Regions from separate parts of the Homo sapiens genome. Here all the other regions are linked to region 3. The links are chromatin contacts, found by Hi-C in ENCODE. All regions are on one chromosome and are shown on one strand. The core of a region is the stretch at or near the end of the contact, and the rest is flanking DNA. Distances in the headings are between cores, read along the strand shown.

Region 1 (2,700 bases), core at 138-2,637, 3.0 Mb before region 3:
CTCCTCATTAAGATGCAAAAGCGAACCTCCGGCTCCTAATGAGGGGAAAATATAGATCCGGGGACGCGCGGCCGGCTCGCGCGCGGGCTCGCGGACTTGCCGGGGAGGGCCCCGGGGGTCCCGCCTTGGCCGTCCACCGGGCGGTGCGCGCTTTGAGGTCCACTCCCTGCTTGCTCGTCTGCCCCGCCGTAACCCCGAGCGCGGGAGGGCGAGGCCATCGGTTTGCGGGCAAGCTGGCCCCGGAGTCGAGTGGCCTGTGCGACCAAGCGGGGGGTCCGGGGGGCCCGGGGCCGGGGCGAGCGAGCGGGGGAGCGTCCGCGTCCCTCGGAGTGTCCAGGCTAGCGACCGAGACACCTACAGGCTTCCGCCAACGCCGTGGCACTGCCGGGAGCAGGCTGAGCAAACCAGGTGGGAACTCGGAGTTCCCGGGCCTCGGCCGAGCAGGGTCCCGACCCCATCCCCAACCCCCTCAGCCTGGGGATGCAGTGAGGAGCCCGCGCGGCGAGGCTGCGTCGAGGGTGAAGTTGTGCCCACGGGGAAGGCGCCCCGAATGGGGCCAGCCGTGGCTGAGCCTGTTGTCCACGGGCAGCCGGGCCCTTCCATCTGCGCTGCCCGCCTAGCCAGAGTCCCTCAGACTTCTCCTCGCAGGCAGCCGCCGCACATCAAAGGAGCTGTTTATTTGGCTTTCTGAAAAGAAGGGCGAGTGAACAAAGGAGAGCTGGGGGCTAATGTGGGGGAGGCGGGCAGAAGAAGGGGTGAAGAAAAGGGGACATCCTGAGTTCCGAGCAAATTTTTAAAGGTCGGAGGCAACTTTAGGAGCCACCGTTTTATCAGTCCTAAATCTTTTGAAGTGAAAACATTAAAGTGACAAAGTGATTGTTTGTTTTATAGTATCTAATTGGGCTGCTTTGCAGACCTAATGAGATTAGAGGGAGGAATCGTTCGCCGCCGCTGCAGAATAAACTGATACATTACTACCAGCCACAGGTTTTGAAGATTGTACAGCTTGTCTTATTTTCTTTTGTTGTTATTCCTCTGTCTTCCCTCTTTCCTCCTCCCGCTAAATAATTATTTGCTAGTAGACCGTGGGAAAAAAAAGGAGGAAAAAAACTCGAGCAGCCCAGGACTATAATATATATCTATTTATTATATGTCTTTCGGTTAATTCCTGATCTGAGGAGCGCTGTTTTTCACTCCCATGCGAAAGTCACCAGCGGGTAGGGCCTGATTGCTACTTTTCATGCATAGTTTTAGACACAAGAGGGCATTGTGACGTCGCGCCCAGCGGCACCCAGTCGTAGGCCGAGTCCCGCAGCCCCACGTGGGGGCCCCGCGCTCCCATTGGCCAGCGCCGGACGAAGCTGCCACATTATTTTGTTACTTTTCAGTCCCTATTTGGAACTGCTCTCGCGGCAGTTCAGACCTCGTGCTCGTCCCCTTCGCCTGTCTGTGTGTGGTATCCGTAGGTCCGGGGCACTTTTTTTTTTGGTGTGTGTGTGTGTGCGTGCGCGCGTGTGTGTGTGTTGGGTGTGTGTGTTTTGGGGGTTTGCCGGGGCGCGGAGAGGAGAGCCGGGCCGAGGGGAAGGAAGGAAGCCGTAGAGCTCCCCGGTCTCGGGCTGCGTCTCCCCTCCAGCGCTCTCCTGCCTGTGCGCTCCGACGCGGCAGCGGCGGTGGCGCTGAGCGCTCCTCGGTGGGGACGCGGTGCTCAAGCTGGGAGCAGCGAGAACCCTTTGCGGAGGCTTCCCGTGCCCGCTGGACTTAGGATGCCAGGGCGTTTGATTTGCACCTACTGAGCCCGGAGTTCCTCCCCGGCCCTGGGAAGGGCTTGCAGCGGCGGCGGCGGCGGCGGCAGCGGCAGTAGCAGACGGAACAGCAGGCTCTCCTCTCCGAGGGGGGGCGTCGAAGCGCCCGCGCCGGGCTCCCGCCCTCACCCTCCGGCGCTCCTGCGGCCCCAAGCCACCACCTCGTAGCCCGCCTCCTTCCTCTTCTCGCCGCGAGCCCCAGGCCCGGACGCCTCTAGGATCGGACCCGCGCGCCCCGGATGCTTGGGGCTGCCCCGGCGCGCCCCCCTACAGGCGCGACCCGCTGAGTGACCCGGAGGGGGCCCGAGCTCGCCCCAGGAGGGGCCCCCGGCCTCGGGACCCCGCGCCGGACCTGCTGGGGAGCCGACGATGTCCGCGCAGTCCCAGGCATTGACGCGCTCGACGCAGCCCAGGGAAGGCGGCCGGCCGCTGCCCGCCGAGCCCTAGGCGCACAAAGCCCGCGCCCGCCGCCCGGCCCCGGCGCCCGCCGACGACTTTGCCGCCTGCTCCGCGGCTCTTTGTCTCCACTTGGGGCGGGCGCCCGACTCTGGGATTTCGCTGCGAGAACGAGCTGGGGGGGCCGGGGGCGAGCTCTCGGTTTCCCGGCCGCCCCCCGCTCGGGCTCGGCTCCCCCCTCCCCCGCACCTCCCCGGCCCGGGCTCTCGGCGCTTCCACGCTCTCGGAATCACGACCCCTCCCTGCCATGTATCCGCAGGGCAGACATCCGGTGAGTAATTGCAACTCGGTTTATTTAAGCATCTATCATGGCAGGGTAAACGAGGCAGTTTATCTGGCACCTCCATTTTGCTTGTTGCTACCTTTATGGTGTGTGTGTTTGTGTGTGTGCTCTCACACAAAGGGGGATGCGGCCGGGGGGCGCCGTTGAGAGAGGAGGTTA
Region 2 (2,756 bases), core at 114-2,613, 3.6 Mb after region 3:
TTTATTTATTTAATTTTATTTTTAAAAAGGAGGCTGGGCACAGTGGCTCACGCCTGTAATCCCAGCATTTTGGGAGGCCAAGGCGGGCGGATCACGAGGTCAAGAGATCCAGACCATCCTGGCCAACACGGTGAAACCCCGTCTCTACTAAAAATACAAAAATTAGCTGGGAGTGGTGGTGTGTGCTACTCAGGAGGCTGAGGCAGCAGAATCACTTGAACCCGGGAAGCGGAGGTTGCAGTGAGCCCAGATCGTGCCACTGCACTCTAGCCTGGGTGACAAAAGCAAAACTCTGTCTCAAAAAAAAAAAAAAAAAAAAAAAGGAGCGTCAACACCTAGCACAATGCTGGGCACAATGCTGGGCACAAAGCACACACTGATGGACGTGGAGGGCAGGGGGACTGTCTTCAAGCAGACCCACACCTGGGCGGGAGGGCTGGCACCTGGCTCTTTAGAGCAGCCCTGGCTAGCTTTGCCGGAGTCGAGGCCCCTGGCTGGCTGCTCATCTTTCCTTGGAGATGACTGTCATCTTGCTTGCTTTGACCTGCTCCCAGCAGCTCTTGTTACTAACTCTACAGACTCCTGGCACCTCCCACCTGCTCATGCAGCACTCAACCATGACCCGTTTTCTCAGTTCCTCCTACCACCCACTACCGGCTTCTCTAACTGGACTAGTCCTTGCTTCCCCAGCACTGACCACTGTATGACTGACACACGGTGTCTTAGCAAGCCAGGACAATCAATGGATATCACATTATGGAGACCATCAATGCTATGGACTGCTGGGCGAGCAGTAGAAGAGAGAATATGGGTAGACCTGGGTTCAAATCCTGGTTCTGCCACTAGCTAGCTGTGTGACCCTTACCAGTTGCTAAACTTAGAATCTCAGTTTCTCATCTATATATGGGGATTAAAATGAAAAAACCCAAACCCTATCTCATAGGGTTACTGTGAAGAGTAAATACTGTGGCACATATTAAGTCTCTGGCCTTGTGCCTGACACTTGGCAGATTCTCAATAAGTGTTTGTTCTCTTCCCTTCCTTTTTTTCCACCAAGATCTCTTCCAAGTCTAAAAGTCCACAAGCCTTTGAAACATATGTTCCCTTGTCAAACTATAACTTGGGAAGGTCAACAAGATGCTAGAAAGTTTATCTTTCCCAGAGCAGCAAGGATCCCAGGTGACAGAAGCAGCCTGTGTGTCCCATATTACCCTGGAAAAGATCTCTCATTCCCAGTCCAAAGTCTGACTAATGAAGAGAGGGTGTTGTAGGCAATCAGAGTTCATAAACCACACTTGACTAAGCAGATGAAAGCAGGTTCAGTCTGCAGAGAAGCTGTGAGAGAACAGAAAGCCCAGAGAGGCCTGGGAATGCCCCCTGGGGTTGAGAGAGAGAGAGAGCAGTGACCTGAGAGTAGATGTGTCTGTAAACAACTGGGAGCCAATGGCTTAGCCAGGAATCCTCTGCGCTGGGTCAGTGAGGAGCCTATAGCCTCCCACACAGACTCCCAGGAAACAGATGGGCAGAAGTGAGGGCAGCATTCGCCCCGGCCCTCTTCTTCAGGCAGGTGAAATGGATCGGTTTTGGAGATGTCAAAATGAACAGAAAGAGGAGGAGGAGGAGGCAGTAGCATCATCTTCTGTTAACCCCAAGAGCAGTGGTTCTCAGAGCAAGGTCCCAGGGCTAGCTGCAACACCAGCAAATCTGGGGTTGCTAGAAATGCAGATTAGCAGGCCCTGCCTTAGACCTAATGAATCAGAAACTCTGGGGCTCAGACCCCGCAATCTGCATTCTATTAACACAGACTCTGATGCACACTAAAGTTTGAGATCCATTGGCCAGATGCTTTTGTTCAAAAATGGGAAACTTCCTTCCCATTTTGAAGCAGTGGGAGATGGCATGACGATGGAATGGTCATAACCTTTAGCGACAAGATCTGAATTCAGATCCTGGCTCTGCCCCTACATGGCAGTACGATCTTGGACAAATCCACCCACCTCCCTGCACTCTGATTTCCTCACGTGTAAGATGTCTACCTTGCAGGGTGTGGTTAGGTGGTTAGGTTTAGAGAGAATGTAAGGGAAGCACTTTTCAGAGTGCCTGGCACAAAGTGGGTGATCTCCATCACCACCGTCATAACCACCACAGCTGTGGACAAGCCTCCGGGCGAGTAAGAGCTGCATGCATTTAGGGAAAATCACCAGGCCACATGGGACCCATCTTGCTTTCTGAGTGTTTAACATGTTGCTCAGAATGGCATTTGATGCCACTTATCACCTGGCTCCATCTTCATGAAGTTGGGAACCTAAAGACTTAAAGATAATATTTCCTTTTCAAACTCAATGAGAAACACATCTCTATCTAATTTGGACATACCAAGTGAAACCTCAGTGAGAAAAACCACTCTCATTATAATCTGACCTCAGTGTTTTCTCACCCTACCCCTTTCTCTGTTCCTTTTGGGTAAATCTCTTAAGCACACTGTAGCAATGGGCAAATATTTGTTGAGTGTCAAATGAGTGGATTGGCTCAATTTGACTTTAAAATGCCCTGCTGTTGTGCAATACAAAGAACCAAATTCGTGATTGGGCCTTTAGCCTCCTGAGCTGGAAACATGATGGGACTGACCGTAGCACCCATGTGGGTAACATATAAAAATCTTGGGGAATCAGACACTGAGGGGGCTGTATGAGACCAAGCTGGCCAGCACAGGTCATGTAGGTGGTGGTCTGAATTTACAATGAGATGGCTATGGC
Region 3 (2,700 bases), core at 177-2,676:
CACGTGACACTATAGTTCCTGAGGGCAGGAACTATATTTTCCATTTCTAAGAGTGCCTTGACAGATTCCTCATTGAGCTGAGAAAATAGCAACCTACATCTGGCATGTGTCTACAACTGCATCTCAAACCTTGTTATTTGTAAAGCTTCTCATACCATCCCCCTTCATCTGTGAAAGCCCTCAAGGGCTTTCAGCACTGATATAGTCTCCCCTCCTAGGGCGCATTTCACACCAATTAAGGATCCACAAGCCCATCCCTTTACCTGAATGAGATATTCCAACTTAGCTGCCCCTTCCCAGTTTGACCTTTTCTGTTAATATTTTAATGCAGAGAGATGTGTCCCATCAGATTTCTTAGGCTGTAGATACTGATTCCCTTCAAGGGCTGTTTAGATGCTACTGCTGATGAAGTGGCAGGACAGGATGCTCTCAGCCAAAGACAGGGACACTCTCTCACCAAAGCAGCAGGGAGTAACACACACCCCTACAGCCTTCACAGCCCCTAGAATCCACCGGGGCAATGCCAAAGAACTGACACTAAGGTATGCTGGAGTTGGCTAAGGCCTCTAACTTAGTTTCATGAAAAAAGTGTGGGCATTTGTAAGGGCCTGTTTAATCCATTCCAGCTCCACCCCCCTGCACCACCCCCCACTTTGTACTGTGAGTTTCTGAGCAGAAATAACCAACTACAGATGGTTTCACTACTTCAAAGATGTTGAGAAACCACTGACCCAGAGATAGGAGGGAACTGGAACTCCAAACCTCAGGGCAACTACTCACCACCAGCACTTGTGGTGACCAAATCAACACACTTCCAGAACCTAGAGCTGTTCTCTGTGTATGTGTGTGTGTGTGTGTGTGTGTGTGTGTGTGCACGCTTTTTTTTTGACCAACCACTATCACTTTCCACCCAGAACAGATGCCTGTAACACTGAACACAGCTTTACATAAGCATCTATGGCTGTGATTCTCAATCCCGGCCACATACCGGAATCACCTAGGAAAGTTAAAAAACATGGATTTCCCCAGGCCGGCCTGTAGAAATTTGAAATTCACTGGTCTCCAGGGGTGGTCTGAGCATCAAAATTTTTAAAAGCAGCCATGGTTGAGAACCTTCCATGGTAACACCAACAACCAATTGCAAATCATGAGGAATCAAGAATCCTAGCCCTCACAGCCCACCCTGAACCCCAAACCTCTTTCCATCCTGTCCTCAACTGCAGGCCCCCATTTCTAGTCCAGAGTTGACTATACAGTGATTCTGAAACTATTCAAATGAGTAATAGAGTCATTTCTTTGAATGCAAGTGCAGGAATCAGAGTTTTTAAGGTGGAAGAAACTTTAAAATCCTGCTAAGCCAACACCTTCAGTTTATAGAAGAGGAAGCCAGGGGCCAGGGCAGAAAAGTGACTCACCCAAGGTCCTGAAGCTGGTTCACAATGAGGCAGACCTAGAACCCAGGCCTGCTGCCTCTAATTCTCTCTCCTCCACACCAGAGGAGCCCCTATGGTGACAGCCGCTGGACAAAAACGGTGACAAAGGATGGGTCAGTTGTTTACTGAGCCGTATGCTTTCAGAGGCCATCCTCTAAATGCTTCACCTCTGAAATGCTCAGTCTCCTCACTGGCCTTAAAACAACTGAGGGCAAATATAGCCAAGATAGTGCTTCTCTTTAAAGATTCCCGAGCATCCTAGTCGATCATAATCCTCAAAGAATATACTTTCCGGCTGTCTGAGGTTCATGAAAAAAGCCATTAGCACAGAGTCTAACCCAGGTTTGAAAGGGCACTCTGTTGAGCAGCAGGTCTGAGGGACTGAAGCCAGCAGTAGATTCTAGTTTCTTACGGATAAGAGAGAGCTGATTGTTGGTTTCCACATCTCTAACCAACCTGTGAACACGTTTCCCTTCCTTCCTGTATTTTTATGGCACTACGGTTGGAATGCAGCCGGTGCCTAGAAGCACAGAAAACCTGTGCTTCAGGCTAAATTTGAATTCCTCTTTGCCTGCAGACTGATTTCCCCTACCCTGGGAGTCGGTTCTCAGGGGAGGTCTCATTTCACCCTGGGACGCTCCATGAGGGCAGAGCTATGTGTGACCATCCTCATCAGCAACGCATTGCAGCTCCTGGACCACTGTGTCTGATGGCACCACCACCAACAAAAGAAGCTCAGTAAATATGTGATGAATTAAACAACAATGATAATACAATTAAATAGGTCATTAAGGAATGGTTCCCCTCTGAAGGCAGAGCATCAGATGAAAACTTAGATTTGTCCCCCAGGAAAATATATGCATTGAGAAAACAGCCAAAGGCAAGAAGCCAAGGAGAGTTCAGAGGGCTATCATGAAAATCTGAGACTGGCCAGGCACGGTGGCTCATGCCTGTAATCCCAGCACTTTGGGAGGCCGAGGCAGGCAGATCACGAGGTCAGGAGATGGAGACCATCCTGGCTAACACAAAGAAACCCCGTCTCTACTAAAAATACAAAAAAAAAAAATTAGCCAGGTGTGGTGGCAGACGCCTGTAGTGCCAGCTACTCGGGAGGCTGAGGCAGGAGAATAGCATGAACCCCGGAGGCAGAGCTTGCAGTGAGCCGAGATCGCATCACTGCACTCCAGCCTGGGCGACAGAGCGAGACTCCATCTCAAAAAAAAAAAAAAAAAAAAAAAGAAAAAAAAAGAAAATCTGAGAACGGATA

Evidence for each region. A loop is a pair of places that touch in the nucleus more often than their neighbours do. Pooled maps may share reads with other maps.
Region 1: a loop to region 3 is called in a map with no recorded cell type, with 9 times the contacts of the local background. The contact joins the promoter of TLE3 here to the enhancer-like site in region 3. A Hi-C loop is called at or near these places in 2 of 37 single-sample maps with no recorded cell type and 2 of 50 pooled maps.
Region 2: a map with no recorded cell type shows a loop between it and region 3 (8-fold over the local background). The contact joins two enhancer-like sites. A Hi-C loop is called at or near these places in 3 of 37 single-sample maps with no recorded cell type and 2 of 50 pooled maps.

What each region holds. Positions count from the first base shown.
Region 1 is chr15:70,096,604-70,099,303 of GRCh38, reverse strand. It overlaps TLE3 (TLE family member 3, transcriptional corepressor), which reads left to right and starts at 1,387. Exons shown (of 20, transcript NM_001105192.3): 1 at 1,387-2,529. The coding sequence starts at 2,506. RefSeq lists enhancers at 1-67, 155-1,129 and silencers at 60-209, 280-359, 1,949-2,118, 2,129-2,248.
Region 2 is chr15:63,472,883-63,475,638 of GRCh38, reverse strand. No RefSeq gene overlaps it. Among named protein-coding and RNA genes, the nearest start is that of USP3, 30 kb to the left of the region's middle. RefSeq lists enhancers at 241-360, 951-1,260, 2,181-2,240. Within about 2 kb of position 1,363, at least 17 of the 41 ENCODE cell types and tissues checked have a DNase peak (open chromatin) inside an H3K27ac peak, as active enhancers do.
Region 3 is chr15:67,084,042-67,086,741 of GRCh38, reverse strand. All of the region lies in intron 1 of SMAD3 (SMAD family member 3), which reads right to left. Among named protein-coding and RNA genes, the nearest start is that of SMAD3, 20 kb to the right of the region's middle. Within about 2 kb of position 1,426, at least 10 of the 41 ENCODE cell types and tissues checked have a DNase peak (open chromatin) inside an H3K27ac peak, as active enhancers do.